Regions from separate parts of the Mus musculus genome. Here all the other regions are linked to region 1. A link is a loop called in an ENCODE intact Hi-C map of the cell type or tissue named here. Cell type or tissue: left cerebral cortex. All regions are shown on one strand. Each heading gives the region's core, and the rest is flanking DNA. Links, peaks and the distances in the headings are about the cores only. Region 1 holds the start of Mchr1 (melanin-concentrating hormone receptor 1). Region 2 overlaps Slc25a17 (solute carrier family 25 (mitochondrial carrier, peroxisomal membrane protein), member 17). Region 3 overlaps Slc25a17 (solute carrier family 25 (mitochondrial carrier, peroxisomal membrane protein), member 17).

Region 1 (10,140 bases), core at 783-8,782:
GGCATCAGAGTCCACCAGAAATACACTAACCATCCCACTGTGCCTATGGTCAAACTACCATCTGGTTCTCTCTCTCTCTCTCTCTCTCTCTCTCTCTCTCTCTCTCTCTCTCTCTGTGGGGGGGGGGGAAGCCCTGAAATTCTCATCCTCCTGCCTCCACCTCCTAAGTGCTGGGATTACTGGCATGCATGTCCAGTTTATGAGTATAGGGGATGAAACCCTGAGTTTCGTGCCTGTGAGACAAATACTCTACCAACTGAGCTCCATCCCCAGCCCCCATACAGCCTTATTTTAAGTTCTTCATGCTGGTGGATCAAGAGGCCTAGAAGAAGAGGTATACTAGGGACAATCAACAACTCGGCCTGAAAAACCAGGCATGTTCATATCCAACATCAGTAAGGAAGAGTATGGCTGGAACTCGGGGTAGCTATAAGGATGTCTCTCTGTGCTTCTGTGCTCGTTGATAAGGGTTAACAGGCAACCATGTTAGCCAAGGACTTAGGCTCTGCATCTGGCCCTGGTGGTGTAGCATTTGATTGTGAATCTCCCGGAGCTGTCAGCAGGAGTCTGCAGAGAGTTCTCTAATGCCTGTGCCCTCTGAGGCTACTGTCCATTCTAATCTCTGAGTGGACTTATTTATTCTCTTATGCTCTGATAATTGTTTCACAGAATCCCAGACAAAACCTCAGAACACTAGAAAATAAAACCCTCTGTGGCTGGCCTCCACTGATCTGTGCAGAGGGAAGTTTGTTCTGTCTGCACACCAGCCCCTGACTATTGGCACCACAGAAAGCCTGGAACCTCCTTTGCACAACTAGCAATTGTCATCTAGCCAAGGAGATGTTTGGAAGTTACCAGGACACAGGAAAGGTTTAGGGTGACCTCCAGAGTGCTTGGGAACCAAGGATGTGTCAGTCCAGGCTTGAGTCCCCAGCATTGAGAACAGTACCCCTGGCTTTTGCCACGTGGTCCAGCTTCTTTAAAGCAAGCATTGCTCCCCCACCCACCCCCTTTGCTTTTGCAAAGACCTGGATGGCCATGCAAGATAAGCGGTAGCCCCTGTGAGCTCAGAATTCAGCCCTGGGAGACAGCGCAAAGGCAGGCTCCTCCGCATGGGATGGCTTGAGCCTAGCTGCTGGCTCTGCAGGCAGTCAGGAGTAGGAGCCGCAGCCGGGACCGAAGAGGTTAACATGCATCTGCCTCCGAATGTTAATGTGTCTAGGTGATGTCAGTGGGAGCTGGGAAGGAGGGAGTGGGGCGAGCAGTTGGGCTCAGAGGCAGCAGAGGCTGCCAGGCGGTAGAGGAAGACCCTTTTCTGGACTGCGGGGCTCAAGCTCCGGACAAGGCGGTGGAGGGCGCTGGAGGCTGCCGCAGCCTGCGTGGGTGGACGGGCGCTCCACTCCAGGGAGCAGGCGACCTGCACCGGCTGCATGGATCTGCAAGCCTCGTTGCTGTCCACTGGCCCCAATGCCAGCAACATCTCCGATGGCCAGGATAATTTCACATTGGCGGGTGAGTCGAGTTGGAGTCCTCCCTCCTCCGGGATGGGTGTGGAAAATGGGAAGGTTTCACCTCCCAAGCCAAACTGCCTGGGAAACTTTATCTTACAGTTCTTGGTGATAAGATCTGCAGTCGGCTTTGCCTGAAGAGGAAGAGGAGAGGAGGGGACACCAGCTAGGACAGAAGGGGCAGGGAGGAATAGAGATGGGGCAGAGGCACATTTAGAAACAACAAGGGTTGGTGACAAGACGTGAGGCAGGCTTGAGGGGAAAGCTTGCTGATGAGTCCCAAATATGCTTTGCAGGGGGGGGGGGGGGGGAATCAAGGCTGGAGAAGCAAGCAAGCAAGACAGCAAGACAGCGGGCGGGTAGTATGTGGGAGCCAGCAGAAGCGCTTTGATTCACCGCTATCCTGGGCTCAATCCTCTGGCCTCGCACTGGGGAAATGGGGTCTGAGTGGTCCTTGCTGTCTTCTGGCAAAGGCTGCTGGGAGCAAAAGACTTCACAGGGCGTGAGAGGATTAACTTTTCTGGTGAATTAAGCTTCTTGACATTTGCAGAACGTCAATGCCTTAAAATTCTAGCTCTGAAGGAGAAGGGAATGAAGGGGAAAGAGGGAAGGTTGGTGTGGAGAAATTCCCAAGCTTCTGGGGTGTAACACAGCTCCAGTCCCTACCCTATTGGGAAAGCCCAGACTCAGGAGACATGGTCCAAGGAAATCCCTGACAGAAAACCGGGAGAGGGCAGGGCTGTGGAGCCTGAAACACACCCCACACCCATGGTGACAGTCACTTCTCACATATGCCTAGGAACCTATCTGAAACCTTTGGCCATCTCTCTCTGAAAAGATGAGGCTGCAAATACACACACACACACACACACACACACACACACACACACACACACACACACACACACACACACAAATGTCCTTCAAGCCTTTTTGACAAGGTTTTCTGGTGGATCCCGGGGATATGAAGTTGTTCTCAGCAGATATCTGGGAGTCTTGACTCCTGGCCCTCTGAGTAAATGGATGAAGCGAAGAAGAATGGGGTCCTCTGAGTAACAGGTGGATCTAGAAAATCCTATAGGAGTCACCAGGGCACGGTGGAGGAGGGTAAGGTACAGAACTAACAATAGCCCGAGAAGGGGAAACAGCAGGAGATGATTCCAGAGACGTAGTGACCCCAAGCTGCAAGGGAAAGCATGAGGGGCCAGCAGGAAGGCCGACATGGCAGGTTGTCAGCTTCTAGATCGGAAGGCGGGTCACACTTGCTCTTTCTATCCTCAGGGCCACCTCCTCGCACAAGGAGTGTCTCCTACATCAACATCATCATGCCTTCAGTGTTTGGTACCATCTGTCTCCTGGGCATTGTGGGAAACTCCACAGTCATTTTTGCCGTGGTGAAGAAATCCAAGCTGCACTGGTGCAGCAACGTCCCTGACATCTTCATCATCAACCTCTCTGTGGTGGATCTGCTTTTCCTGCTGGGCATGCCTTTCATGATCCACCAGCTCATGGGTAATGGTGTCTGGCACTTTGGGGAAACCATGTGCACCCTCATCACAGCCATGGACGCCAACAGTCAGTTCACCAGCACCTACATCCTGACTGCTATGGCCATTGACCGCTACTTGGCCACCGTCCATCCCATCTCCTCCACCAAGTTCCGGAAGCCCTCCATGGCCACCCTGGTGATCTGCCTCCTGTGGGCTCTCTCGTTCATTAGCATCACTCCTGTGTGGCTCTATGCCAGGCTTATCCCCTTCCCAGGGGGTGCTGTGGGCTGTGGCATCCGCCTACCAAACCCAGATACTGATCTTTACTGGTTCACTCTGTATCAGTTTTTCCTGGCCTTCGCCCTTCCGTTTGTGGTCATCACTGCTGCGTACGTGAAAATACTACAGCGCATGACGTCTTCGGTGGCCCCAGCCTCTCAACGCAGCATCCGGCTTCGGACAAAGAGGGTGACCCGCACAGCCATTGCCATCTGTCTGGTCTTCTTTGTGTGCTGGGCGCCCTACTACGTGCTGCAGCTGACCCAGTTGTCCATCAGCCGCCCGACCCTCACATTCGTCTACCTGTACAATGCGGCTATCAGCTTGGGCTATGCCAACAGCTGCCTCAATCCCTTTGTGTACATAGTACTCTGTGAGACCTTTCGAAAACGCTTGGTGCTGTCGGTGAAGCCCGCGGCCCAGGGGCAGCTTCGCACGGTCAGCAATGCTCAGACAGCTGACGAGGAGAGGACAGAAAGCAAAGGCACCTGACAATCCCCCCCGGTCACCTCCAAGTCAGGTCACCGCATCAAACCGTGGGGAGAGATACTGAGATAAACCCGGGGCTACCCTGGGAGGATGCAGAAGCTGGAGGCTGGGGGCTTGTAGCAAACCACATTCCACGGGGCCCACAAATTGCTAGGGAGGCTTGCAGCCAGGTTTGGGGGGGAAGCCTCAGACTGCAGGGATCCCCTTGACAGAATAGAAGCGGAGCAAGAAGGAAAGGGTGGTTTGACTGGTTCTCGGGGTCTGTATCTGTTGGCTCGCATATATCTTTCTCTCAAGGGAAGAAGGTGGAGGTGCCTAGCTGGGTTCCTTTAAAACTAGGCAGGGCTAGGATCTGAGCAGCTAGGGCTCTACTGTGAGACTGGGCAAGCCGAGCGTTCCCTCCCATCTCTCATTGGTGTTGATAGAAGGCAGTCTTTCTCCCAAGCTGGTGGATCTCCTGAAGCACGCTGCCTGGGCTCCAGCATCCTGTGCGGATTTCACGTTCTCTTTAGGGGATGCATGTTGACACTGGGGTGTGGGCTCTGAGCCCACAGGAGTTTAAAAAACCAAAAGAGCTCAGAGTGTCGAGAGAGATCCAATCACCGAGAATGACAAGGCAACCTGGGGTGGATGTGGATCTTGAAACTAATAAAAAGGGGTTTTCACAGTGACAGCGACATTCTCTTCATAGGGCACAGCTGTCAGTCTATGGCTGATCCAGAGCGAGCATCCATGAATTCTGCATGTGCAGGGGTCACTCTAATACCTGATATGTTGGCATCATCTTTGTGCTTGAGCCTTCCACTCCCAAATGGGAATGAAATAAAGGCAAATTCCCACCCACGTCATTCTGGAGGCTCCTGCGTAATTGCTTGTGCTGTGTGTGTGTGTGCTATATAAGGAAAGAGGGGTCACTTGAGTATTATATTTGGATCTTGTTTGGGGCTGCATTTTTAGGGTGCCTGAGGTTAAGGGATTTGGTTTTCTGGACCCACAGGGAGAAGGTTAGTGGTATTCATGGAGCTACTGTGAATTCATCCCATCGCGGGGCTGTGGCTGGACTTGTTCTGGAGACTCTGCATCCTGGCTTGGACTCCTGTTCTCATCAGTGCTGGTCCCTCAGGCCCCCCAAGTTCTATCTAGTGTGACTCCCCCAGACCCGACCCTCCCTGCCTCATGCTGAATCACCAGCTGCAGGGCTGGCTCTTGGGGGGGGGGGTTGGGGGAGTCTGAGCTAGTCTCTGCTTGATGCAGCTGAGATCTGCTGGGCACCTTAAAAGCAGATGACCACTCGGGCCGCTGGGAGGCAGTCGTGGCTGCTGCTTATTAGTTCTGTCATCAAGAGGGTGCAGGAAGCTGGAGTCGGCAGGATGCTGCCTAGCAGATGTTGAGGAGAGCTGAAACAAATTGTCCAGAGGCATCCTGGAGGGTGGCTTCCTCGGCTCTTGCTGGTCACTTCTCATTGCAGAGTTGCAGTAGTAGCTACTTGGAATACTTCTAGGCGGCCTCCTTGGGTGCTGGGGAGTCAGCCTCCTCATTAGTATTAAAATTTCTTGATAGGAGGTTAGCTCTCCTTCCTTCTCTAGCTGCCACAGATAAGCTTCCAGTCTAGATGAGGTGCAAACCCAGTGGAAGAAAAAAAGGGTCCTCGGGGGAAAGCGGATATGGTGGTGTGTGTGTGTGTGTGTGTGTGTGTGTGTGTGTGTGTAACCCCAGCACCAGGGAGGCTGAAGCAGGAAGACTGAGATTGAGAGAGAGAGAGAGAGAGAGAGAGAGAGAGCGAGCAAGCACAAGGCCTGGGGCCTGGAACCCACACAGGTAAAGAGGGGAGGAGAGAGCTGACTCCACAGAGCTCTCCTCGACACGCCACACCCACGCACCCCTCTCGATGATGATAATAATAAAGTTTAGAGAATAAAGGCGTTCGACTGTGAAAAGGGGGTGGAAAGAAAACTAAGAGCAGGAGGACAGGGAGGAGCCCTGGGAGGAGCATGGAAAAATGCTGTCCTTGGTGCAAGATTCGGTCATCATACCCACGAACTCACTGCAGCTGTGACAATGGCATAAGATCAAGTTCACGAGATTCGGCAATATTCCAACAGGCAGTATTAATCAGACTCAGCGGGTTATTAACAACACAAAAGGAATGGACCTGAAGAAGGGGGGGCATGCTACTTGGGGCGCCTGGGGGGGTGAGAGGGGGATTGGGGGTGCATATGATCAAGGTGCATTGCTTACATGTATGACATTGTCAAAGAATGAAAAGTATTCTAAAAAAAAAAAAAAAAAAAGGAGTACCAGGCCACCCTGGGTTACAAGAACCCTTCTAAGGAGAAAGAGTCTTACCGGAACCTTAAGGAAAACTAAGAAGGAGCAGCTACTACCACTAGTGTAGAAGGAGGCTTTCCTTTATCCAGCCTGTCTATGAAGAGGTTTCCCACGATTTCCACACCCACAGCACTCCTCTGAAACTGGGAACCAGATGAGATGGCCTCTCCTAGGAATACGTGTGACCAAGCCAATAGCTAACAATGGTAGCGACCTCAGAGATGCCAAGGAAGGGTCTTCCTTTCTCTGTTAATTGCCTAGGGAAGAGACTGAAATGGAAACAAAGTATGCGGAACTGTGAGAGTGAGTGGGTGGAGATGTAAACAGGAGCCGGTAGAAGAGGGGGAGGGATCAGAGATGGGGACCGCACAGAGTAGGGCACCTGGAAGGCTGAGAGGGATGGGAAACTCTCTCACTGGGAGTCAGTAGCCTGGGCAACTCCTGAGATGTGATCAGGTACGGTACGAGGTGGTACGAGTGAACACAGGCAGCCAGGTGTGGTGGCAATCACATAGAATCCCAGTGTTCAGGAGGCTGAGGCAGGGGATCACGAGTTTGAAGTCAGCCTGGGTTACAATAATAAGACTTTGTATGAAAAGAAGGACAAGGTGAAATGGAAGAGAGGAAGAGGAGGAAGAAGAGGAGAAGGAGGAGGAGGAATAGAAGGAGGAAGAGGAATAGGAGGAGGAGGAGGAGGAAGAGGAGGAGGAAGAGGAGGAGGAAGAGGAGGAAAAAGCTTGTGCTGTGAAGTCAGGATTAGGCCACAGGACAGCTTGCTGATATTGTCAGTAGGAATGGAGAATTCTGAGGAAGGCTGTCTCTGCAGGCTCATGGAATGCATAAGTGCAACTTTACTACCTTCTTTCAACTGAGGACCTGGCAAGCCACAGTTGGGGTCAGCACGGAAAGATGCAGACAGCTGGAGAAGCATGAAGACTGCACAGCTGATCTCCTTGTTTCCTTTCCCCCCTCACACCCCGCAGCTAGTCTGTCTCAGGGACCTCACCAAGTAATCTTCCAGAATCTAGGGAGCTTTCTACATTGCTTCTGTAACTCTCCCCAGGAAACATCTCTCCATTGTGAGAACGGCCCTCCTAAAATTCTCTGTGGTAGAGAAAGACCACAGCCAAGCTTAAGACCTCACAGTAGCTTACGGGTACAAAAGATGGGGAAAGCCCTCTGCACAGGGACCTTCAGCGGCAAGAGCTCCACACAACAGGGCTACCAATTATCTTCTGCTTCATGCATCATCTGTTATTCATTTTATTATTTTATATATGTGTGTGAGTCCATGTGTGTATGTGTGTCGAAGTCTGAGGACAACATTCGGTAGTTGGCTCTCTCTTTGTACCGTGGGTTCTGGGACTCAAACTTCAGTTATCAGGTTTATGTGGCAAGCTCCTTTACCCGATGGGCCAACTTTCCTGCCCCTTTCATTTTTGTCTTTGGTTTTGTTTTTATAAATTGTAGTAAAATCTACACTTTGCTACTTTAACCTTTTGTTGTTGATGTTTGTTTTGTTGTTGTTGTTGTTGTTTTGCTTGTTGGGTTTTTTTGGTGCATTTGTTTGTTTGCTTTCTGGTTTTTCTCGACAAGGTTTCTCTGTATAGTCCAGGCTGTCCTGGAACTCACTCTGTAGACCAGGCTAGCCTCCAACTCAGAGATCTACCTGCCTTCTACCTCCCTAATACTGGGATTAAAGACATGTGCCATTACCACCCCGCTTACTTTGACCATTGTAAGTGTATAGATGCATCCACATTACTATGCAGCTGCCACCATCCAGGTTCAGATTATTCATCATCGAAACTAAAGCTGCAATAAATACTAACTCACGGGCAGGTAGGATGGCTCAGACAGTAAAGTGCTTGCCATGCAAGCAAGAAGACCTGAGCTTGAGCTTCAAATCCAGGTAGAAAAGCTGGGTGCAGTGGTGTGTACCTGTAATTCTAATGCTAGGGAGGCAGAGACAGGAGGGCCCCTGGAGCTCACTCCCTGCGCAGCTAATTTTGCCTAATCAGTGAGCTCCAGGCCGGTGAGAGAGTCTGTCTCCAAAAACATGGTGGAACTGTCGAGATGGCTTACTAGATAAAGGTGCTTTCTACACACATACACACACGCACACACACACACACACACACACACAAATAATGTGTAAATGTAAAAGCATAATGATAAAGATGCAGAAACACGAATGTCTCCTAAGGAGCAGCACTAAGTTTTTCCCTTGGCTTTTATTTGCACCCAAATACACACATGCACTCACACAAAATGAATACAAACGCAACACTCTCCCCTGCCTCCAGCTCTTGGCGGCCACCATTCTATTTTCTAGGAATCTGACTCTTCAAGACAGCTTCTACAAACTACACGTCATTTGTCCACGATTTGCAACGGGCTTATTTCTCTTCACGTGATGTCTTTAAAGTCCATTGGTATTGCTGTGTACAACGGCCTTACCATGCTGTGCTTGTCTACAGCGACTGATGGGCACTCAGATGTCAACATCATTTGACAGTGAGGCTGGGTTAACTGTTGGAGTCTGGGCTTTTGGTTCCCTTAAGTATACAGCCAGAGGTGAAACGGAGGGATCTTATAGCAGTTCTATGTTTAAGGCTTTGAAGACCTGCCAAACTGCTCCCTACAGCAGCTGCATTGTCTTACAGTCTCATCAGCAACACACAAGGGATCCAGTTCTCAGTTCTCTATTCCCTTATACCTGCTTTGTCCTTTCTCGTCTTCCTTCTCTTCTCCTTCTCTTAAATGAAACCTGTTCAAATTGGTGCGAATCGGTCTTTGCTGCCTCATTATTAGTGAGGTGGAACACATTTTCATCGGTTCAGTCTTCATTTGTATAGATTCTTTGGAGAATTGTCTTTAAGCCTTTTGTCCATTTTTTAAATTGGGTTGTTCTTTTGTTATTGTTAGAATGATATTTTACTCAACTCAAATTAGTAATAATTGGTTCTGGATGCTTTGTTTCTAGGAAAAAAATAGATTAAAAAAAAAAACAATCTAAGTTTTCTCCTCTGCAGTTTAATGAAATTCTTGCCCATTTTTACAAAATTGAGTAGCATCTTCCAGATGACTCAGAAGGGTAAAGGCACTTCCCCATCAAGTTTGATGACCTGAGTTCAATCTTGGGCAATTCACATGGTGGAAAGAGAGGATCTATTCCTGCAAGTTGTCCCCTGACCCCAACATGTGTCCCATGGTATACAAGTGCCTCTGAGATACATGCACACACATAAACGGATAAACACACTTAATTTTTCTAATTTTAGGGTACAGGGAGATAGTTCAGTTAGCATAAAAACCTGAGTTTGAACTCCAGCACTCATGTAAGAAGCTGGGTGTGGCTATGTGTGTTTATAGTCCTGCAGACATGGGGCAAACAGATTCCTGGGTCTTGCTGCTTGACCTGCTGAGCCTAAACGAGCAGCCCAGGTCCCAGTGGGAGACATTGTCTCAAAGAACAAAGGGGATGGTTCATGACGAAGATAAGAAGATAGATTTTCAGCCTTCACACATACTTACACATGCAACTCACACATTGCACACATATGTACACATATACAACCCTTACACAAATTGAGCATATGGCTGAAGAATATGAGTTTCCCACTTACCTCTTCCTCCTCTATGGTGGTTTCAATAAGAATGGCCCCATGGGGGCTCATATATTTGAATACTCTGTTAACAGGGAATAGCTATTTGAGAAGAACTAAGGAGTGTAGCCTTGTTGGAGTAGGTGTGGCCTTAGTGGAGGAAGTATGTCACTGGGAGTGGGATCTGAGATTTTAAAAGCCCACATCAGGCCTAGTCTCTTCTCTTCCTCTTCCTCTTCCTCTTCTTCTTCCTCTCTCTCTCTCTCTCTCTCCCTCTCTGCCTACTGATAAGAATTTAGCTCTCAGCTACTTCCTCAGCACCATGATTCATGCCTCCATGCTCCCTGCTGCTATACTTCCTGCCATGATGATAATGGACTAAACCCCTGGAACTGTAACCCAGCCCCCAATTAAATGCTTTCTTTTTAAAGAGTTGCC
Region 2 (10,140 bases), core at 1,200-9,199, 110 kb after region 1:
TTGCTTATCTAAAAATTCTAACCACAACCAGTAAGCAAAGTGTTTAACCTTTGAGTTAGTTTTCAAACTCTCTATGCAACTTGTGGCATTGGTTCATAATTTCAAGATGAAAAGAAAATAGAAGGAAGGGGAAAAAAAGAATTATAGCAAAATGCAAAACCCTGCAGTGCCAGAGGCAGGTTAGGGCGACATGTCTAGATGAGCAGGAATGGCTATTTGTCTCCACTGCTTTCTAGTTTCTATCCTCTTTAGAAAACCTTCCTCCTTTAAAAATGTCCAGTGTAGGCCGCAAAATCACCCTGGAGACAGAGTTCAAGTGGAGCACTTGCCTAGCACACGGGAAGCCCGGGTCTGGCTGCCTACTGTAAAAGCCATGGAAGTTTAGAAAGAATGGTAATGGCTTGAGATTATAAATGTAAGAAGCCCTTTGGTCTCTCATCCACTATGAGTCTTCTAAGAAACTGAAGGCTGGTAGCCAAAGGGCAGTCCTTCTCATCAGGCTCTGATGTCTCCAAGGGGGGCACCCTCGTGTGAATGATTGAGGTGGAAAAATCAGGAAAGCTGAAGCTGACTAGGCCAGTTTCCCTGTGTGTCTGTCTCTTGTAGCAGCTCCTCACTTTGTCCCAGTACTGATTCCTTTACCAAGCCTGCCAGTACCCGACCTTGGGGCTGACTCTCTTAGGATATATTTTGGTTTCCACGGTGAGCTCTGCTCAGACTTGTTTGGTGGGCTTTACACTGCAGTGCCCAGACACCAGTGGTATAAGTGCAGTCCCAATTCCACTGCCCACTCACCCATCATGCAGTACATCGTCCTAGTTTGGAAATCGATCACACGGAAGCATAGAGAGTACATTTCTCATCTGCCTTTTCTAATAACTGCTAAAGGAAAAAAAATACCTTTTTTCATGTGTGGGCTTGCTACGTGATAAAGTCAGTGAGATGGATTTCAGAAGGGCAGGTGTCTTGGGGTGCTGCCATGAGTAAAAGCTGTATGTAATCACTTCCTAGTGTGAGGAAATTCACCCTTGGCTTAACCCTTCAGGCCACCCTTTTTCTCTTCTAGGAGCCTGAAGAGCCTTGGTATTGAAGACTGTTTCTTAAGTAACTGCTAGTCAGTTTATAATAGAAACTTCTCCCATACACTTATTCTAACCTTTCCGACTACACATTGGGGAATTCCCTCTGTGGAATTCTCGACAGGTGACCCTCTAATTTACTTCAACTTAAGTTGCCACAATTATCCTTGGAGAACAATATGGGGGTGAACACTCCGTGGCCAAGCACTGGTCTAGTTGCTGTACAAAGCTTGTTCTCCCCCAGTACGGGAAGAGAAGGAGTAGGGATCAGGTATTTAAGTCAGGTGCATAGCCATAACGCAAGAGCTTTAGAGGCGGAGGCAGGGGGATGAGCCATGGTTAGGCTAGATAGTGAGTTTGAAGCCAGTTGGGCTATATATAACCCTGTCACAAAACCAAGCAAGCAAGCAGACAACAGCAGTATGTAGACAGAATATCCTTATCTCGGTGCAGTATGGAGTAGAAGATGTTTCCCAACATCAAAGGATCAATACATGAGATCATTACTCACCCTGAAGCCGAAGTCTAGCAGTATCCAAGGGGAAGAACACTGTCATGGCAGTCACACTTCCCTGCAAAGTTTTAAAAGGGCTTTAGCCATTACAGTAAATAAACATGGGCCACAACTTTAAAAAGATGGGTGTGGTTTTTCTTTATGTCTACACGCACGTCTGTCTGTGCATTATTTGCACGCCTGGTATAATGTGGAGGCTAGAAGAGGATGTCAGATTCCCTGGGACTGGAGTTCAGATGCTTGTGAGCTGGTATGTGGGTCTGGGGACTGAACCCAGGTCATCTACAGTAGCATCTGGCTGTATTTAAAAAAAAAAAAAGATTTATGTATATGAGTGCTCTGTCTACATATTTGTCTGCACACCAGAAGAGGGCATCAGATTCTATTACTATAGATGGTGGTGAGCCACAATGTGGTTGCTGGGAATTGAATTCAGGACCTCTGGAAGACCATCGAGATGGTTTAATCATAGCCCCACCCAGACTACAATTTTTAAACTATCAAAAACTCATAAGTAATGTTTGGCTGTGGTACTTTGCATCTGCTCCCATCAATTGCTAAGAACATGGCCCACAGAATCACAGACTGGAACTCCTGGAAACTTGAGAGATCAGGGGACCTGTAGGGTCTGACCCAGGTCCTCTGCTATACATGTTATGGCTAAATAGCTTGGTGTTCTTGTGGAAATCCTAACAGTGGGAGCAGGGGCTGTCCTTGACTCTCTTGCCTACTTGTAGGACCCGTTCCCCTCTACTGGGTTGCCTTGTCCAGCCTTGATGTAATGGTATATGACTGGTCTTACTGTAGTTTGTTATGCTGTGTTTGGTTGATGTCCCTGAGAGGGCTGAGATGTTCTTCTCGGTCTGAGGGAAAAGAGGAGAGGAGAGGTGGGAAGGAGGGGAACCTGCTGTTGGGATGTAATATAAGAGAAGACTAACATAATACTACAAATAAAAACTGCATACCACATCTAATATAACACGCTTGAATCAAAAGAAAAATATATTATGTAACATTAAAAAAACCACAACTAATTGGTGCTATCAGTTAAATTAAATTCTTACCAAATAAACACAGTACTTCAATCGATTGGGATTATCCACATATAAAATTGCATTATTAGGTATTTAGAAGGAGAGTTTAATTTTCCAAAAGAAATACCTTTTGTTTCTCTGATACTGAAAAAGAAACAAATCTATAGCACATTTGAAGACAGCAGATAAATGGAGTTTTGACTTTTTTTCAGGTCAGTTGCTACTACGATGCCTCTGATACTCCCCAAAATCAAAACAGTCGATAATCAAAAAATATAGTCTAAGTTGGATATGGTAGCACACATCTTTAATTTCAGAATTCAGAGGCAGACTGATCTCTATGAATTTGAGGCCAGCTTGGTCTACATAGCAAGTTCCAGGATAGTCAAGGCTACATGGCAAGACCTTGTCCCAAAAGACCAATATGTGTATGTGTGTGATACATATGTACATATATGTGACTACTTCCTAATAACTTAATATAATCACCAAAAATTGAAAAGGCATGCAAGAATCGTATTATGATTTGAAATGTGTGTGTGTGTGTGTGCGTGTGCACGTGCGTGCATATGTGTGTGTATGCATGGAGAGCCCAGAGGCTAAAGTATAGTTTCTTATTTGTAACTAACTATGAAAATGTCACAGTGTGTTGTAGTTTATTAACCAGCTGACCTTAAAAAAGGAAGATTATTTTGGATGACTAAGTGAAAACGAAGAAATTACTGGACTCCTTAAAAGTATCAGGGGCTGGCAAAATCACTCATTGAGTAAAGGCTCTTGGTGTCAATGTGATGACATCAGTTCAATCCCATGACCCATATAATGGAAGGAGAGAACTGGCTTCTACATGCTGCTCTCTGACCACCACACACGTGCACACATATCTACACATATAAATAAATTAAATGTAAACAAAAAAAATTAAGAGGGGTGTAGGGGTGCAAGTCTCTAGTTCCAGCACTTAGGGATCCAAGGCAAGCAGATCCTGGCTTGAGGCCAGCCTGATCCACACAGAATTCTGAGCTACATATTGAGACTCTATCTAAATCAAACCAAACAAAAGACAATCTTTAAAAGGGAGGAGGAGGAGGAAACAACTCTGGGTTCTATTCCCAACCCTGGAGGAAAGAAGACTCGGGAGCAGGTCAGAGGAGTAAGTAGGAGAAAGCAACTGGGTGTAAGAAGAGACTCCAACTACGAACTCTGGCGATGGAGGAAGAGGCCACTAGTCAGGAAATGTAGCAGCCTCTGGAAAGTGGTCAAAAGAAGGAAATGATCTTTACCTAGAGCAGTGGATCTCAACCTGTTAATACAGTTCCTCATGTTGTGGTGATCCTCAGCCATAAAATTATTTCCGTTGCTACTAGAAGTGTAATTTTGCTACTGTTATGAATTATAATGTAAATATCTGATATGCAGGTGGTTTTAGTTGACCCCTGTGAAAGGGTCGTTCAATACCCCCAAAAGGGGTCTTGACCAGGGGCTGAGAACCACTGCCTTGAAAAAGAAACATAGCTATTGCAATGTCTTGCTTTTTATTTCAATAAACCTGCACTGGCCTACCTTACAGATGATAAACAGGTATGGTTTTAAGCTACTTGGTAGGCATGGTCACATTTGTTATGTAGAAACAGAAAACTGATACAACAGAGGATAAACCCTGGGAGGCAGAAGGAAGCCCTGTAGTACCTTTCACAGTAGTCAGGGAATCCCAGTCCAGCTTCTGGACTTCCCTAAGGTGACCAGAAATATGCAGGTAGCATAGGAAGCTAGCTAGCCAGAATACCAGCCTGACTTATCATCCCTGGAGACCAGCAGCAGTAAATAAACAGAACTCAAAGGATAGGACACACACACACACACACACACACACACACACACAGAGAGAGAGAGAGAGAGAGAGAGAGAGAGAGAGAAAGCAGAGAGAGCGCTCCCCTATGTTTTGTTAGAAACATGAATGTGAAGCTTAAAACTTGAATGCTGAGATGGGAGTTTCTGATTACAGCAATACAGTGTCATAGGCGACATGCTGCTAATTATCCAGAAACCCTGAATAAAATATAACAAACACCCTTCTGCTTACTGCAATGCACTAGAAAGTACAGGAGAGCCTTGGAGGGCTAGAGATTAGCCATCCACAGGGTTAAGCAGGTTCGTGTATTCCAGGGGCTGCAGGAGCTTTTTGTCTTGCTGTGCTTTTAAAACTGAGGTAAAATCCGTACAGTACAACACTAACCATTGTGGAGTACACCTCAAGGGCTGGGATGCACTGGGCTGCTGTGTGTTTCCTCATCAAGAAACACAAAGGGCTGCTTTCACATGCACTGTTACCTGCAACAAAATATTGTACTTGCACGCCTTATACTGAGTCACACAAACACATTATTTTCAGAATCTGAATTAAGTTTCTCTAAATAGATTTATATTTTTCCTGAGAACAATTTGTTCAGTAATACAGAATGAGAAGACACAGATGAGAAGCAGGCATGCTGTACCACAGTGTTGTGCCAGAGGCATAAAATAAACCCACTGAGTCCCACAGAACTCTAACTATCTGAGTAGGAGTGCTATTGCAGACAATAATTACAATTCACAAGAATCTATTTCCAGAGAAGTCTATTTCAGAGATTTCGTTCTCTCACCAAGACCATTTTGAATTATAACATTCTGTGTTAGGAGAACAAGTAAACTCCTATGCTGCACTGGCACTTGAAGCCAGTAGGTCCCTACAGCTGGAAAGCCAAGAGCCCAGGCAGCCCAAAGGCAGAGTGGCAGAGGCAGGGTGTAAGCACCCAGACTCTACCAAATACATATACACCTTCTTTCACTTCTTTTTTATTAAAAAAAAAAAAAAGTATTACATTTGTGTGCTTGCACGTGTGTGTGTGTGTGTGTGTGTGTGTGTGAGAGAAAGAGAGAGAGAGAGAGAGAGAGAGAAAGAGAGAGACAGACAGACAGACAGACAGAGACTGAGACTTGTGGGGGGTCAAAGGGAGCAAGGTCATCAGCCCAGGCATTAAGCACCTTTATTTCAGCAGCCCTTGATTTTTTTACCCCCTCTTTATTTGTAAGTGTGTGAGTGTACACCAACATGCGTGTGGATGCCCACCAAGGCCAGATAAGGCATCAATCCCCTAGAGCTGGAGTTGTAGGTGGTTGAGCTGCCTAATCCGGTCCTAAGAGCAGCAAGTGCTCTTGACCTGAATCATCTCCCCAGCCTCACACAGATGACTTACTTTCATTTGTTTATTTTTTTAGACAAGTCTCATGTAGCCGTTGGCTGGTGTGGAATTCTCTATGTAAACCAGGCTAGTCTTGAACTCAGTGATCTGCCATCCTCTGCCTCCTGAATGCTGGGATCACAGATGTGAGATATTACATATACCCAGCTCTCTTTGTTCAGGGTTAGTTTGTTGTTGTTTTGTTCTGATCCTCCTGCCTCGGATCTACAGGGATGGCACTGAGGGTGTACACCACCATGCCTGTACTGGCTGGTTTTGTGTGTCAACTTGACACAGGCTGGAATTATCACAGAGAAAGGAGCTTCAGTTGGGGAAGTGCCTCCATGAGATCCAGCTGTGGAGCATTTACTCAATTAGTGATCAAGGGAGGAGGGCCCCTTGTGGGTGGGACCATCTCTAGGCTGGTAGTCTTGGGTTCTATAAGAAAGCAGGCTGAGCAAACCAGGGGAAGCAAGCCAATGAATAACATCCCTCCATGGCCTCTGCATCAGCTCCTGCTTCCTGACCTGCTTGAGTTCCAGTCCTGACTTCTTTTAGTGATGAACAGCGGTGTGAGATGTGTAAGCTGAATAAACCCTTTCCTCCCCAACTCGCTTCTTGGTCATGGTGTTTGTGCAGGAATAGAAACCTGCCTGAGACAATGCCCAACCACATACAACATTTAACTTCACTCTGCCCCTCACAGAAGTGCACACGATGCACACAGATACCACTATGCTTAACTGTAAATACTTAAAACAAACAAACAAACAAAACACATGAAAGAGGGCCTGGGGATGTGGCTCAGGTGGGAGAGTTGGCACAGCCATTCCTACTGGAAACAGGGAGAGTCATGAAGCCAGCACAGTTGCTGGACACAGTTCCAGCAAAGCTGAGTGGATCGCTACAGTCACTGTCCTATCTCAAGCTTTTGGTCTCTGCGTGTTGCATTATTGGGAATTTTCTGCATTATGATTCATTTTATGTCTTTTCCTAAGGAAAAAAAATATGCCTGAATTCTTTTAGGAACATCCTAAGATTAGCTTTGTCTGGCCACTATTTAGAAGTCTTCCTTATGCCCTGGAGATCGATAAGCACATAGCTTAATGAGGCTATTACTCCAGGAATCTGCTTGGGGTATCTGCCCCTGAGCTAACTCCAAACAGTATAATTGGTACAGGGTAAACTGTTGACTGGCCAGGAGGATAGGGTACAGATTCAAGATACACACACACACACACACACACACACACACACACACACACTTAGAGCTCTCTTTTTCTACTTTATAGCCTAAATGATCAAACATATAGTTAAAAAAAAAAGTTAGGTATTAGTATTTGCTACTCATAAGAAGGCTGGTTCAAGCCAGGCATGGTGGCGCATGCCTTTAATCCCAGCACTCGGGAGGCAGAGGCAGGTGGATTTCTGAGTTCAAGGCCAACCTGGTCTACAGAGTGAGTTCCAGGACAGCCAGGGCTATACAGAGAAACCCTGTCTCAAAAAACAAAAACAAAAAAAAAAAAGAAGGCTGGTTCAGACAATTTTTTGTTTGTCTGGAGTGCTTTCAAACAGCAAACACACCAACCTAAAATAAAAACTGCCTGTCATATAATAAATGCATGCAGGCTGGAGAGATGGCTCAGTGGTTAAGAACACTGACTGCTCTTCCAGAAGTCCTGAGTTCAATTCCCAGCAACCACATGGTGGTTCACAACCATCTGTAACAATTCTGCTGTATCTGAAGACAGTAAGGACACACTATAGTGTGCTCATATACATTAAATAAATAAAATCTTAAAAAAAAAAGAACAACAAAAATTTTTAAAAATGCATGCTTTGGGGGCTGGAGAGATGGCTCAGCGGTTAAGAGCACTGACTGCTCTTCCGAAGGTCCTGAGCTCAAATCCCAGCAACCACATGGTGGCTCACAGCCATCTGTAATGAGATCTGACGGGCCTCTTCTGGTGTGTCTAAAGACAGCGACAGTGTACTCATATAAATAAAATAAATAAATCTTAAAGTAACTGTAAAAAAAAATGCATGCTTTGGAGGAGACATTCTTTAGAGTCATTAAATTGAAGTTATAGGGTTAACAGTAAGAATAAAATCCATTCTGTTTGTATTTCTGAATGTAACTGAACTGTAACCCTGGACATGCAATGACAAGTCAAACACACTTTCTGTACCACTTAGGTACTCATTAGTTTGCCTCTGTTCTGGGAAGCTTGTATAGACAAAGAAGCACCTGGCTGCTCGCCAGTCAGTCAGAGCTGCTAAATTCCCAACCTGCCTCCCCCAACTCCCTATTGCCTCTGCAGGCTACCCTGTCAGCAAGGACCCTCCAACTCTGCTTTCTGTGCTGAGAAATAATGCCCCTAGCAGAGTGACTGCCTAGCATGCACAAAGCTCTAGGCTGGATCCTCAACAGCACATAAACTGTGTGTAAAGGTGTAGGCCTGTAATCAGCCTGGGCTATAAGACTTTGTCTCAAAAATAAACAAACAAACAAACAAATAAATAATACAAATAAGGTGTGTGTGAGGGAGGTGGAGGGAAGGCTCAGAGGTTGAGAGCACTGGCTGCTCTACCAGACGATCAAAGTTCAACTCCCACCACCCACATGGCAGCTCAAAACATCTGTAATTTTAGTTCCAGAGAATCCAAGATCCTCTTTGGCCTCCACAAACACTAGGCATGCACTAGGTATATACATTCAGGCAAAACACCCTACATATAGAAATAAGTAAATAAAACCATTTTTTTTTCTTTTCTTTTTTTCCAAGACAGGATTTCTTTGTAACTCTGGCTGTCCTAGAACTTGTTTTGTAGATCAGGCTATCCTCGAACTCAGGGATCTGCCTGACTCTGTCTTCCAAATACTAGGATTAAAGGCACGTGCCACCACCATTCAGCTATAATGAGTATAAACAATCTTTTTAAAGAGATGAGAGGGCTAAGTGTGATGACTCCTACCTGTACTGTAGCTCTTGGGAGGCTAAGGAGGAGAAAGGTTATGAATTGGAGGTCAGCCTGGCTACGCCCAGGCCAGACTGGGACACACAGAATACTGAGACTAATATGCTCTGGGAGGTCTCAGAGTATGATCTGGAGAACCCTGACTGCATCTAAGGTCTTCCTAGGAGTCCGGATGATGAAAACTATGTATTATAAGGCACACATGTAGAGGTGAGAGCACAACTTGCAGGAGTTGATTTTCTGCTCACAGTATGAATTTTAGGATGAAACTCATGCTGTAAGGCTTGGCAGCAAGGGCCTGTATCTGCTGAGCCATCTTGCTGGCCCCAAACCTGTTGATCCTCCTGCCTCCACCACCTGAGTGCTGGGAATACAGGAACATACTATCATGCCTATCTCAAAATTATTTTCAGAAGACTTATTACAAAGTAATAAGACACAACTTGCTTTCAAAAATTCTTATTCTCCCAGTATGAGGGGAATTTTCCACTCGTTACATGTGTTCTTGCAAACAGAAAAAGGAATCACATAGTCCAACATCTGCAGATACACAAGTACCTCCTCTAATCTTTAGAAAATTATAACCTAAAAATGTTTTTGTTGACATGTAATGGATATATTTTTAAAATTTCCCAGTTTGCTTGCTTTCTAATATGGAGGTTTTGGGGTTTTTTTGTTTGTTTGTTTTCAACAGTACAATTTCAAGTAGCCCAGGATGTCCCTGAACTATATCTACAAATCCAAGAATAATTTTGAACTCTAGATATGTCTGTCTCCACCTTCTAAGTGCTGGAACTTCAAAGGTGAACCTCTATACTTTGCTGAGAATGCAGTAATTATTAAGTGAATAAAGTGGTCCTGGGATCAATTTGAAAAGCAAATTGCCTTTAAATATAAAAAATATAACATTAATAACATATTCTATTATCTCCAAGCAATCACTTGTAGTATTGCTTTCCCCAGATCTTGTCATATCAATGGAATACAAACCAGCAGATGACATGACCCTATCTCTATATGGCCCAATAGCTCAACCAGAAAAACTCTCTAGGCACCTACTAAATGGTTTCATTGTTTTTCTGTTTTGTTTTGTTTGTTTGTTTTGAGATGGGGTGTCTCTCTGTAGGAGGGGTATCTCTATGTAGCCTTGGCTATCCAGGAACTCACTATGTAGACCAGGCTGGCCTTAAACTCTGAGATCTGCCAGTCAATGACTCCCTAGTGCCATGATTAAAGGTGTACATCACCACGTCCAGCCACTTAATGGGTTTTTAGTGACAAATGGGATATGATGACATAAAATTATATTTTGG
Region 3 (10,140 bases), core at 1,006-9,005, 98 kb after region 1:
GGGTTTCTCTGTATAGCCCTGACTGTCCTGGAACTCACTTTGTAGACCAGGCTGGCCTTGAACTCAGAAATCCGCCTGCCTCTGCCTCCCGAGTGCTGGGATTAAAGGCGTGTGCCACCACGCCCAGCTTGTTTGTGACTTTCATTTGCCACTTCCTAGCATCCTATCTTTTTTTGGGTGGGGATTGCTTTTTGTATCTTTTCCCTTGCTAACCTGTCCACTGTCAGCTCATTTCAGGAACCTTTCCAGGGTAAAGAAGCAGCTGTTGTTCATCCTCACAGCAGGAATAATTGGGACACAGCTGTTTACTTCTGAAATCTTAAAAATAAACAGCTTTGTTCAGGGGGGAGGATGAAAATGTGTCTCAAATGCACAGCTGGAAAGATGGCAGCTGATGCAGGAAAATGTCCAGGGCTGGGGAGATGGAGTTCAGACCCTCAGCACCCCAATGAACATGGACACGGAGTGGGCTCCAGGCTCAGTGAAAGAACCCCATCTCAAAGGAACACGGCAGAGAGCTATAGAAGGCAACATTCAATGTACTCTGGCCTCTACAAACATGAACGCATGCACACTACTTAAGTAAATACATTTTAAAAAGAAAAAGAAAATGGCAGGTCGAGGTTGGGCGGCTGAAGCAGGAGGATCATGAGTTTTTTTAGTGACTCATCTCAAAAGTCAATTCTTGTCCCCTCAAGACAAAATGAAATAACCCAAAATGGCAGAGGAAAGCCTCAAGTGTAACCCACTGTCTCCCTAGGGAGGAGCACAACATGAATAAACCTGGCTGGCCAGATCAGATCAGAGGCAGGAAGTACGTTGTCAACTGGCATTCAAAAGTGCTGCTGCTCAAAATTACAATTCATAAGCATGGCAAACATTGTCTTCATTCATGAGATCTAGTCCCAGATTCTCCCAGGTATGTCTATTGGGCTTTCCTGTAGAAATACAATAAATAATAAACAACTTCTAAGATTCAAGCAGAGTCTGAATAACAACAAAGCTAGAGGTTCTCACCCTGTGGGTTGCAAACCCTCGGGGTCCCAATGACCCTTCTGCAGAACGCTTCTGTAAGCGTGGCTGAAGACCACTGGAAAATCCAGATATTTACACTACCACTCATGACTCACAGCAGTAGTGAAGGACAGTTATGATGCAGTCATGAGGTAGCCATGAAAATAATTTTATGGTTGGGGGTCACCACAACCCGAGGAACTATATTAAAGTGTCGCAGCATTGGGGGGTTGAGAACCTGGAAAGCTGTGCCTTGCTTGCCTCAGAGTAATGGAGACTTGTTTCTCCAGAGTTAACACAGTGACAGGGCTCAGAGAAAAGACGGCTCTGATTACTGCAAGAATGGGTATGGATTAAGATACAAAAACGTGTCATGGCGAGAAGTTTAGAATTGTAAAAGTCATTTCCAAAGCCTCTGTACCGCTAGAAAGAAGGCCTTCTAACCGGGAATCTCAGAATCGCAATCTTGTAATCGTTCTTTAATTTCAGGTTTCCTGGGTACAACCGCACTGGAATTTTCAGGTGGTTCTTTGTCATGTGCTACTGGGTAGAATGTTGTTGGGGACAACTGTCCTCCAGGCATAGTATGGTCATCACTATTTTCATTCCTCTTGTATTTCATGTCTGCATACTGTGAGAACTTAAGCAGAACATGTATGCACAGGAGCCTATGGAGGCCAGAAGAGTCTGAGCCCCTTGAACTGGAGTTACAGACAGACAGACAGCCGTGAGCCTGAACAATCTTGTGGGCGCTGGGAACTAACCCTGGGCCACTGCAGTGTCTCCAGCTCTGGTCATCACCATCTCACACCCACTCACAGAAGGAGTGGGGATGGACCATGGGACCCCATCTTAGACTGTAGCCAATCTTTTCACAGCCCCTCCTCCCTCAGTTGTGGGTAACTCTACCCAATCTGTACACCGCCTCAAGAAGTGCTAAAATATACAGGAGAGGCCAACTTGACTAGAGGAGGTACTTATTTATGTAGCTCTCAGGAAGTAGCCATCCATGCCGGAGGGAGACTCCCTAGTGATGTAGCTGTTTTGGGATCACCCACAGTCTTATAACAGCTTGAGTATGCTCCTCTAAGTAAGGTTAATAAACTCATTTGTCCATCAAGCTGAACTTGGCAGACATCAGAGTGTATCTTCTCAGGAAAAGTCATGCAACACTTGGCTCAGCCAGGGGCCAGTAAGAGCAAAGATGATCTTGGGAGAATGTGGAGTGGCATTGCTCCTGCTGTGGGTGGGAAGCTAAGCCCTCTAGTGCAGAGCATCTTGGACTAAAGAGGGAGAGGATCCCTACACAGCCGTCCATCCATGTGGTAGGGAACGGCATGCCTTCCTGCTATAGTAGTTACCTTGTTCTTGCCACACAACCAAAGCTACTCTGTCTGAAGGTGGTGTCTGTGGGGTAATCCCAGAGTGCCTTTCTTCCTCTATGTGGTAGAGTGCCACACTTCTTATCACATGAGTACAGGGACATCTCCAAAATGGCTGACAGACAGAATGACTGGGATCCCCGAAATGTGCAGGTAGGGGATGGAACTGTTAGCAGACTGTGGCATCAGTTGGGGTCGGGGTGGAGAGCTTAGCTGTGAGTGATAGACATGCAGTGAGGCTCAGCTGTCTGCCCAGAAGGAACACACCCATACAAAAGAATTACAAATAGAGGGCTGGAGAGATGGCTCAGCGGTTAAGAGCACTGACTGCTCTTCTGAAGGTCCTACACAACCATCCATAATGAGATCTGACGCCCTCTTCTGGTGTATCTGAAGACAGCTACTTAATAATACTTAATAATAAGTATTATTATACTTGTGTATAATAATAAATAATAAATAAATCTTTGGGCCAGAGCGAGCGGGGCTGGAGAGAACAGAGAGAGGTCCCAAGTTCAATTCCCAGCAATTACATGATGGCTTACAACCACCTGCACAGCTCTTATACATAAAATAAATAAATAAATCTTAAAAAAAAAAGAATTATAAAGAGAAAGGGGTGTGCACTAGCCGCTGGGCTGGCAGGAAGAGAGGGAGAACAGGGTGTGATGGCGGGCTTGGCTCCTGGGGGAGGCTGGAAGGGAATGAGCGTCCTCATTGGTTCATGCATCTGCACGTATGGTCTTTAGGGGAGGTTATGGAGCCATTTTGTGGCACCTTGCAGGAGGAGGGGCTATAGCCTTATCCCACTTCCAGCTCATTCTCTGCTTCCTGCTCTTAACTGATGTCTTGCTTCCTCTATTCTTCATGCGTGCTCAGCACAGTGGTCAATGGTTTCATGTTAGAACACCAGGGAGAACCTTGCGCTGCTGCTAAGGGCCCTCCAATCGCTTCCTACCTCCTGTCATGTGGAGTGCAACATGGCCTGGCCCTGTTCTCTGCAGTCACATTGGCCTCGGCTCTGTTCTCCAACACTCCTGCCATGTTTCTGCATGTCTTTATCACCTATTTTAAAATGGCCACAGTGACCTAGGCGGTGGAGGTGTACACCTTTAAGGCAGATGGATCTTTCAAGGTCTACAGAGCTAGTCTAGGGCAGCCTAGACAACAATACAAAAAGAAACCCTGTCCAAAAAGGAACAAAGAAAAAGAAAAAAAGCCATGCTGTCTAAAACTGTCCCTTAGCTAGCCTGCCCAGCTCTCTACCCTCCTCCTCTGATGAAATCTGCCCTTAGCCCTTCTCTTCTAAGACACTGCACATTTGATTTATCTTCCCGATTGTCCTTCTTACATCACTGGACTGTAAGCCTCAGGAGGACAAGGACTCTCTCTTCACTTACTACTGCCGTCCTTGCCACCTAGAACTAAGGTCAACAGAAAGAAGCAGTGACAGACATAACACTACAATGGTTTTAGGGGCTGGGCCAGGTACCAGAAGTTTATTACAAGGCATGAAGGATTCCTACAACCCAAGAATGCAAAAACAGTAGCTTGGTTTTAAAAAAAAAAAAGGCCAAGAACTGGAAAGGACACTTTTGTAGAGATAATATACAAACAAGCAATGAGCACACACACACAAAACACTCGACGAAGGAAACACGCACTGATTAAGAGAGAAAGCAATGCCGAGAGAAGAGTGAGAAGCCTACTAACAATCCCTGGACCATAAAGATACAGCTGGCATGGGCACTGCCCCAGGGCCAGACAGAAGACTACGGCTCACTCAGCTACACAGTCACTCCACCTTCCATGCAGCACAGGACTCATTGTTCACTTGGAGCACAGGCACAGAACAAGTCTGCCCCTCCTCATGCATCCAGACACCACTGCCTGTGCAGCAGCACATACAAGGTACACACCAGTAAGTCCTTAAAGGAAAATGGGTGCCACCCTATAGAATCATCAAAGTCGGTTGGAACCTTATGGTCACATACCAGAAGAAGCAGGCCCTAGGACAGATAAGACCAAGGAAAGGTGAAACACCCTCATCTGAGCCTCTTGAAGGAAATGTCTAACACTACAACGTTGACAGTCCACACTGACCTATCACCTGACCATCTGGCATGTGTGCCAAGGGACTAGTATAGGCAGCAGAGATGTTCTAAGCACTTTAGGGACTGCAGCCCAGCTTTGTGCCACTGCTGACACAGCCTACTTCCACTGCCATCTGATAGTCTACCAGACCGTCCACGGGGACCTGCCCCTCACTTCTGCAGCCTCCACAGCCTGTCCACATTGGCAGCAGCTTTCTTCTACTCTGAGGCTCAGTTCCAACCTGTGAAATCTACAGCCTGGCTCCGAGGTAGGGGCATCTCCGGCAGCTCTCCAACAGGCTCATTTGCTAACACAGCACCCCAGAATCTCTTTGCACCCACCATCCTCCTGCCTCCACCTCTTTAACCCTCTGTGTCCCTTAGTGCTCACACACATCATTACAGTTGATTATAATATGAGCTCTAAAAGATAAGATCAGTGGCTAAGATCACAACAAAAGAACTGCCAGCTACCAAGGGAAATTGGGACACCGCAAATTACAGCCAAAGAAACAGATGGAGCTTGTAAATTTATCCTTATTCAAAAATTCTGACATTGTGAAAAGAGATTTATGTGTCCATCATTGCTTCTGACATGGCACACTCACAACAATTACATATGATATTCGATACCATTTGAGGACATACATACAAAAGTACTTGAGACGAGGGCATCTTTTTAGGTGCCCAGCCCTGTGTTCATGGAGCACTATTCACAACAGCAAGTGGTGGATGCCACCCAAGTGTCCGTTAGCAGATGAGTGGATTCACAAATGTAAAGCAGTCACACCGCAGAGTGTTATCTACCTGTGAAACGCTACAATATACTTGAATATCGGGGATACTACTGACTGAAATAAGCCTGCTACAAAAGACAAATACCATACGATTCCACTTACAAGCAGTAGCTAACGTAGTCAAATCCTTAAAAGCAGAAAGTAGGATGGATGATGGTTACCAAGGGCTGGCGAGGGAGAGACAGGGAATTTACTTTGGGTGTATGAGGTTTGTAAAATGAACACCTCTGGTATCAGTTTTAAAATGCAAGCATATTTCATATGACTATCTTAAAATGGCTAGTGACAAATTTTATGTCATGTGTTTTTAAGTTCACATTAAGAAGACATGTCAGTGCTGAGCGGTGGTGGCGCATGCCTTTAATCCCAGCACTTGGGAGGCAGAGGCAGGCGGATTTCTGAGATCGAGGCTAGCCTGGTCTACAAAGTAAGTTCCAGGACAGCCAGGGCTACACAGAGAAACCCTGTCTCAAAAATACCAAAAAAAAAAAAAAAAAAAAAAAAAAAAAAAAAAGAAGACATGTCAGAAAAACTGGTCATATTCTCTGTAGTATTACTGAGTGCTAAAATCATCTCTTAGAGGATATATGAAGCATAGATCAACATTAAAATATAAACATATTTTATACACAGAAAACTTTGTTACCTGCTACAAACCCAACCACGAGATCTTTTCCTGTAGAAGAACGCTGACCTTTGACCCACACTGCTTTGAGGCTATTAAAAGTGTAAAAATAGACAAAATTGGAGCAGCAGAGACTGGAAATAACTGGAAACCATCCTCGGTATGGTGCCAGGCTACGGAAAAAACACAATAAACAAAGTAAAGATCATGAACAAAAGCCATGGGCAATTGCCAGAGAGGCCTGTCAAGGTTTGAATGTAAGCCACTCCCTCCAGGCTTATGTATGTGCATGCTTGATGCCAACACCTCTACCCACAACTGGTTTAGAAGGCTTCGAAGTCTGTAAGAGGTAGATCCTTGCAAGAGGGGACAGTCACTGGGGATGTTCCCCGTCCCACTTCCCGTGGAGGCAATGTGATCAGCTGGCATGCCTGATCTATCATGATGGACTGTGAAGGAAGTCAGAATAAACCATCCCTCCCTTCTCTTGCTTGACATAGAACTGAGAGAAGTAAGTAGTATGAAGCCAGGAAAAGTCTGGCTTCTACTGACAATCTCACGGTATGACAAAGAGCAGGACATCTGCAGCACCTTAAAAGGTTCTCCCCACAGGTGCTTAGAGCTGCAGGAAGTAGCTACAGCATACGACAGAAAGCACACATGGACCACAGGAGGCCAGCAGGAAAGAGGGGGATGTTTCATCATACTGTCTAGCCTGACCCTGAACACCTGCATTAAGCAGTTCTTCCCCAGCCTCCTACAGAGCGGGCACTACAGGTACGCACCATTGTACTACCTCGGCACTCATTATTCTTATTGAGAATACATTGGTTCAGAGGTGAAGAGCACTGACTGCTCTTCTAGAGGTCCTGAGTTCAATTCCCAGCAACCACATGGTGGTTCATAACCATCTAAAATGAGATCTGGTGCTTTCTTCTGGCATGCAGGCAAACTTAAAACAAGAATTAAAATTCACATCTTTAATATCAGCACTCAGGAGGCAAAGGAAGGTGGATTCCTATGAGTTCAAGGTCAACATAGCTTGTCCCAAGCCAGCCAGGGCCTTATAAGGAGACCTTATCTTGAAAAGAAAGTGGAGGGGAGAATATATTATTTTAAACTGTCATAGAGGTTAAATGCTCTGATGCACATAACTGACAAACTCAAAAAAGTCTTATGATATGTGTGTGTGCTAAAGACGGAAACACAGGGAGGGCAAGTGGAAACGTAAAAATGGTCAATAAAAGCGTAAAGCGGGCAGTGATGCACTGTACCAATTTCAGTTTTGAAATTGTTTGCAACTCTGAAATTATCTCAAAATAAAAATTCAAAGAAATTTAAAAAAGAAGAAAAATAATGCAATCTGTCTGGATGCAACTGATAGGAACAAACTCTGTATGTGTGTGTCTTGTGCAATGTGTGCTACTGGCACTGAAACCAGGCCCTAATATGAAATCAGTGAGCTAAATCCTCAACTCTTGAGCAACAACACTATTGCTTTATTAAACATTAAATTTAGCTGGGCAGTGGTGCCTTTAATACCAGCACTTGGATGGTAGAAACGGGTGAAATTTTTCTCAGTTGGTCTATAGAGTGATTTCTAGGACAGCTAGGGATACACAGAGAAACCCTGTCTCAAAAAACCAAAAAAGAAAAAAAATTTTTAGAAGGTGCCATTAAAAATAAATAAATAATTAATTAATTAAATGGTGGAGGATAGAGAGGGCTTAGCAGGTAAGGGCATTTGTTGCTCTTGAAGAGGACCTGGGTTTGGATCCCCGGACCCACATGGTGGTTCACAACCATGGGATCCAACACCCTCTTATTGCTTCCTTGAGCATCCGACACACACATGATACACAGACATACATGTAAGGAAAGTACTAACACAGAGAAATAAATCTAAAAACAAAACAAAAACCAAACAGATATGTAAGGAATTAAGAATGCATTTGGCTCTATATGTCCCGAGCCTCTGAGCAGGGACTTCAAGTCTCACTCAGCATGGAAGTCTTCATATGAGGCGCTCTGATGGAGCTGTGAAACAGGCAGTACTCACAGGCCTTCTTCCTTAATTATCTCCAGGAGCACTGCATGCGTCGTTTTTGACTTTCTTTTCTCATCGACTGTAAGAATGAAGACAAGTATTATCTGCAGCATCAGCGAGCTTCACCAAAGCGCCATCACTTCATCTGCATAAACTCACTTGTTCTTTGAATTCCCTGCTTTGCCTCAGACCCTCCAGTGTGTCTAGCCAATGGCTTTACTTCCCCAGAGAAAATTCCGTGGGTTTCATCTGTTACTCAGAAAGAATTTTAACTTAAATCCTAATTGCCACAGTAATGCTGAAATGCTATTTCTGGAGTTTTACTAAGCTCTTTCTTAAAATATTTACTTTCTTTTTAATTGCATGTTTGTACATGTGTTTGTGTGTCAGTGTGTGCTTGAGTGCAGGTGCCCTTAGAGGCCAGAAGAGGGTATAGGACCCCTGGAACTGGATTACTGGGAACTGAATTTGGGTCCTCTAGAAGAGCAGTGTATGTTTGTAACCACTAAGCCATCTCTCTAGGTCCATACAGTCCATGTCTCTACCCTTCCTTCCCCATTTCCCTTCCATCCTATGCATGTGTGTCTCTGTGACTTTATGTGTGCCACATGCATGCAGGAAATCTTGGAGTCCAGAGAGCATCAGATCCCCTGGACCAGCAGAGACAGACAATTGTGAACCTCATGATGTAGGTGCTAGGAACCAAACCTGGGTCCTCTGGACCCATAATGTTATGAATTCATAAATATTTCTAATGGCTTAGCCAGTTCTCTAGCCTCACATAGTGCTCTTTTTAAAGCCAACATGCATGTTCTCATTTTTATTTCCATACCTTATAAAGGAAACTGACTACTTTCTTCTCTTTTAAAAAAATTTTATTTATTTTATTTTCTATGTATGAATGTTTTGCCCTACATGCACTATATGTATGCCTGGTGCCCAGGGAAGTCAGAGAGGGTGTTGGATAATCTACAGCTGGAATTACAGATGTTTCAGAACCGCCATGTGGGTTCTGGGAATTGAAGCCAGGTCCTCTGTTAGAGCTACAAACGTTCTTAACCTCTGAGCCATCTTTCAGCCTCTACTCTCTTCCTTTATGAAAGAGGCAGGGAAATAAAAGCAAAGCCAGGATTAAAGCCCAGATTTCCAGCGTCTGGCTTTGTGCTGCTTCCTAGCCTTGAATCCCAGGACAACGCCCTCATTTCTTGGGCACTGTCACTGAAAACAATATCCACATTTCAATTAACTTCAAATTTCCTGCCCACGCTATAAAATTAATCTGAAAACATAAAAATGTGGAAATGAACCAGTTTCTCTAGAATTAAAATTGGTACCAGTATATCTTATGAAATGGCAAGTTAGTCAGTCCCCATTAAACGCAATTTGGCATTTACTCAAAATCACACATCTACCCCTTGATGTGGAAGAAATCTCACATCTGGGAATTTATCCCATAAAGTTTACAGAAACAAAATGGCTTATGAACAAATCTATTATTACATGGTATTTGCAAGAACAATAACAAAAAAGTAAAACAACCCAAGACTTCTTTCGCAATAGGGCAAGGGTAGGCAGCTTATGGTGCATGCAGACTTGACAACTGGCAGACTGGATAAAGAAAAACACACTGCAAAGTTTCAGGGGGAGAGGAGCTGGAGAGAGAGCCCAGCAGTTAAGAGATCTGGCTGTTCTCCCAGAGGACCCAGGTTCAATTCCTAGCATCTACATGGTGACTCACAACCCTCTGTAACTCCAGTCTCAGAAAATCTGGTGCCTTTTCTGGTCTCTGTGGGAATGAGGCACACGTGTACTATACAGACATACATTTGGGCAAAACACTCATATATAAATAAAATCTAAAAAAGAGTATTTTTAAATGCAAGGTCTAGGACAGAGCAGACTGCTTTTTATATGAGTAAGACAGAAAACTCAGAATATAAATCACTTGCTTGTTACTGCATAAAGCCTGAAAGGCTATTCAGGAGACCAGGAAAGGCTGACCGACAGCCTCATGCTTCACTCCTATACATCAGTGGGCTCTAGTCTCTGCAACACCCATCACTCTTTTTATTTTGTTCTGCCTCTCTCGCTCTCTCTTTCTTCTTCTTTCTCTGAAACAAGGTCTCAGTACAGCTCCTGTGCTCAAAAGGCCCACAGGCCTCAGACTGTAGCTAGAACTGTA

Evidence for each region. Peaks named below come from ENCODE experiments on the same cell type or tissue, not always from the same donor. Only the 100,000 strongest peaks of a DNase experiment are listed, where the experiment ranks them.
Region 2: it touches region 1 in a loop (2.6-fold over the local background); 6 of 42 quality-filtered maps call a loop at or near these places.
Region 3: it touches region 1 in a loop (2.4-fold over the local background); 2 of 42 quality-filtered maps call a loop at or near these places.

Annotation. Positions count from the first base shown.
Region 1 is chr15:81,234,344-81,244,483 of GRCm38, forward strand. Mchr1 (melanin-concentrating hormone receptor 1) reads left to right here and starts at 1,156. Exons shown (of 2, transcript NM_145132.2): 1 at 1,156-1,512; 2 at 2,790-4,621. The coding sequence starts at 1,431. The coding sequence ends at 3,769. It overlaps 8430426J06Rik (RIKEN cDNA 8430426J06 gene), which reads right to left. Exons shown (of 2, transcript NR_077230.1): 2 at 8,311-9,076. In left cerebral cortex, for the core only: CTCF peaks have their summits at 1,359 and 5,069; DNase peaks (open chromatin) are centred at 1,254, 1,894, 2,159, 2,862 and 5 more places; H3K4me3 peaks cover 3,791 bases; H3K27ac peaks cover 3,717 bases.
Region 2 is chr15:81,342,511-81,352,650 of GRCm38, forward strand. Slc25a17 (solute carrier family 25 (mitochondrial carrier, peroxisomal membrane protein), member 17) reads right to left here. Exons shown (of 9, transcript NM_011399.3): 2 at 1,591-1,651. Among named protein-coding and RNA genes, the nearest start is that of Slc25a17, 13 kb to the right of the region's middle. In left cerebral cortex, for the core only: no CTCF peak of the experiment used is centred there; a DNase peak (open chromatin) is centred at 5,180; H3K27ac peaks cover 1,230 bases.
Region 3 is chr15:81,332,004-81,342,143 of GRCm38, forward strand. Slc25a17 (solute carrier family 25 (mitochondrial carrier, peroxisomal membrane protein), member 17) reads right to left here. Exons shown (of 9, transcript NM_011399.3): 3 at 7,971-8,037; 4 at 5,933-6,084. Among named protein-coding and RNA genes, the nearest start is that of Slc25a17, 24 kb to the right of the region's middle. In left cerebral cortex, for the core only: no CTCF peak of the experiment used is centred there; a DNase peak (open chromatin) is centred at 4,789; H3K27ac peaks cover 279 bases.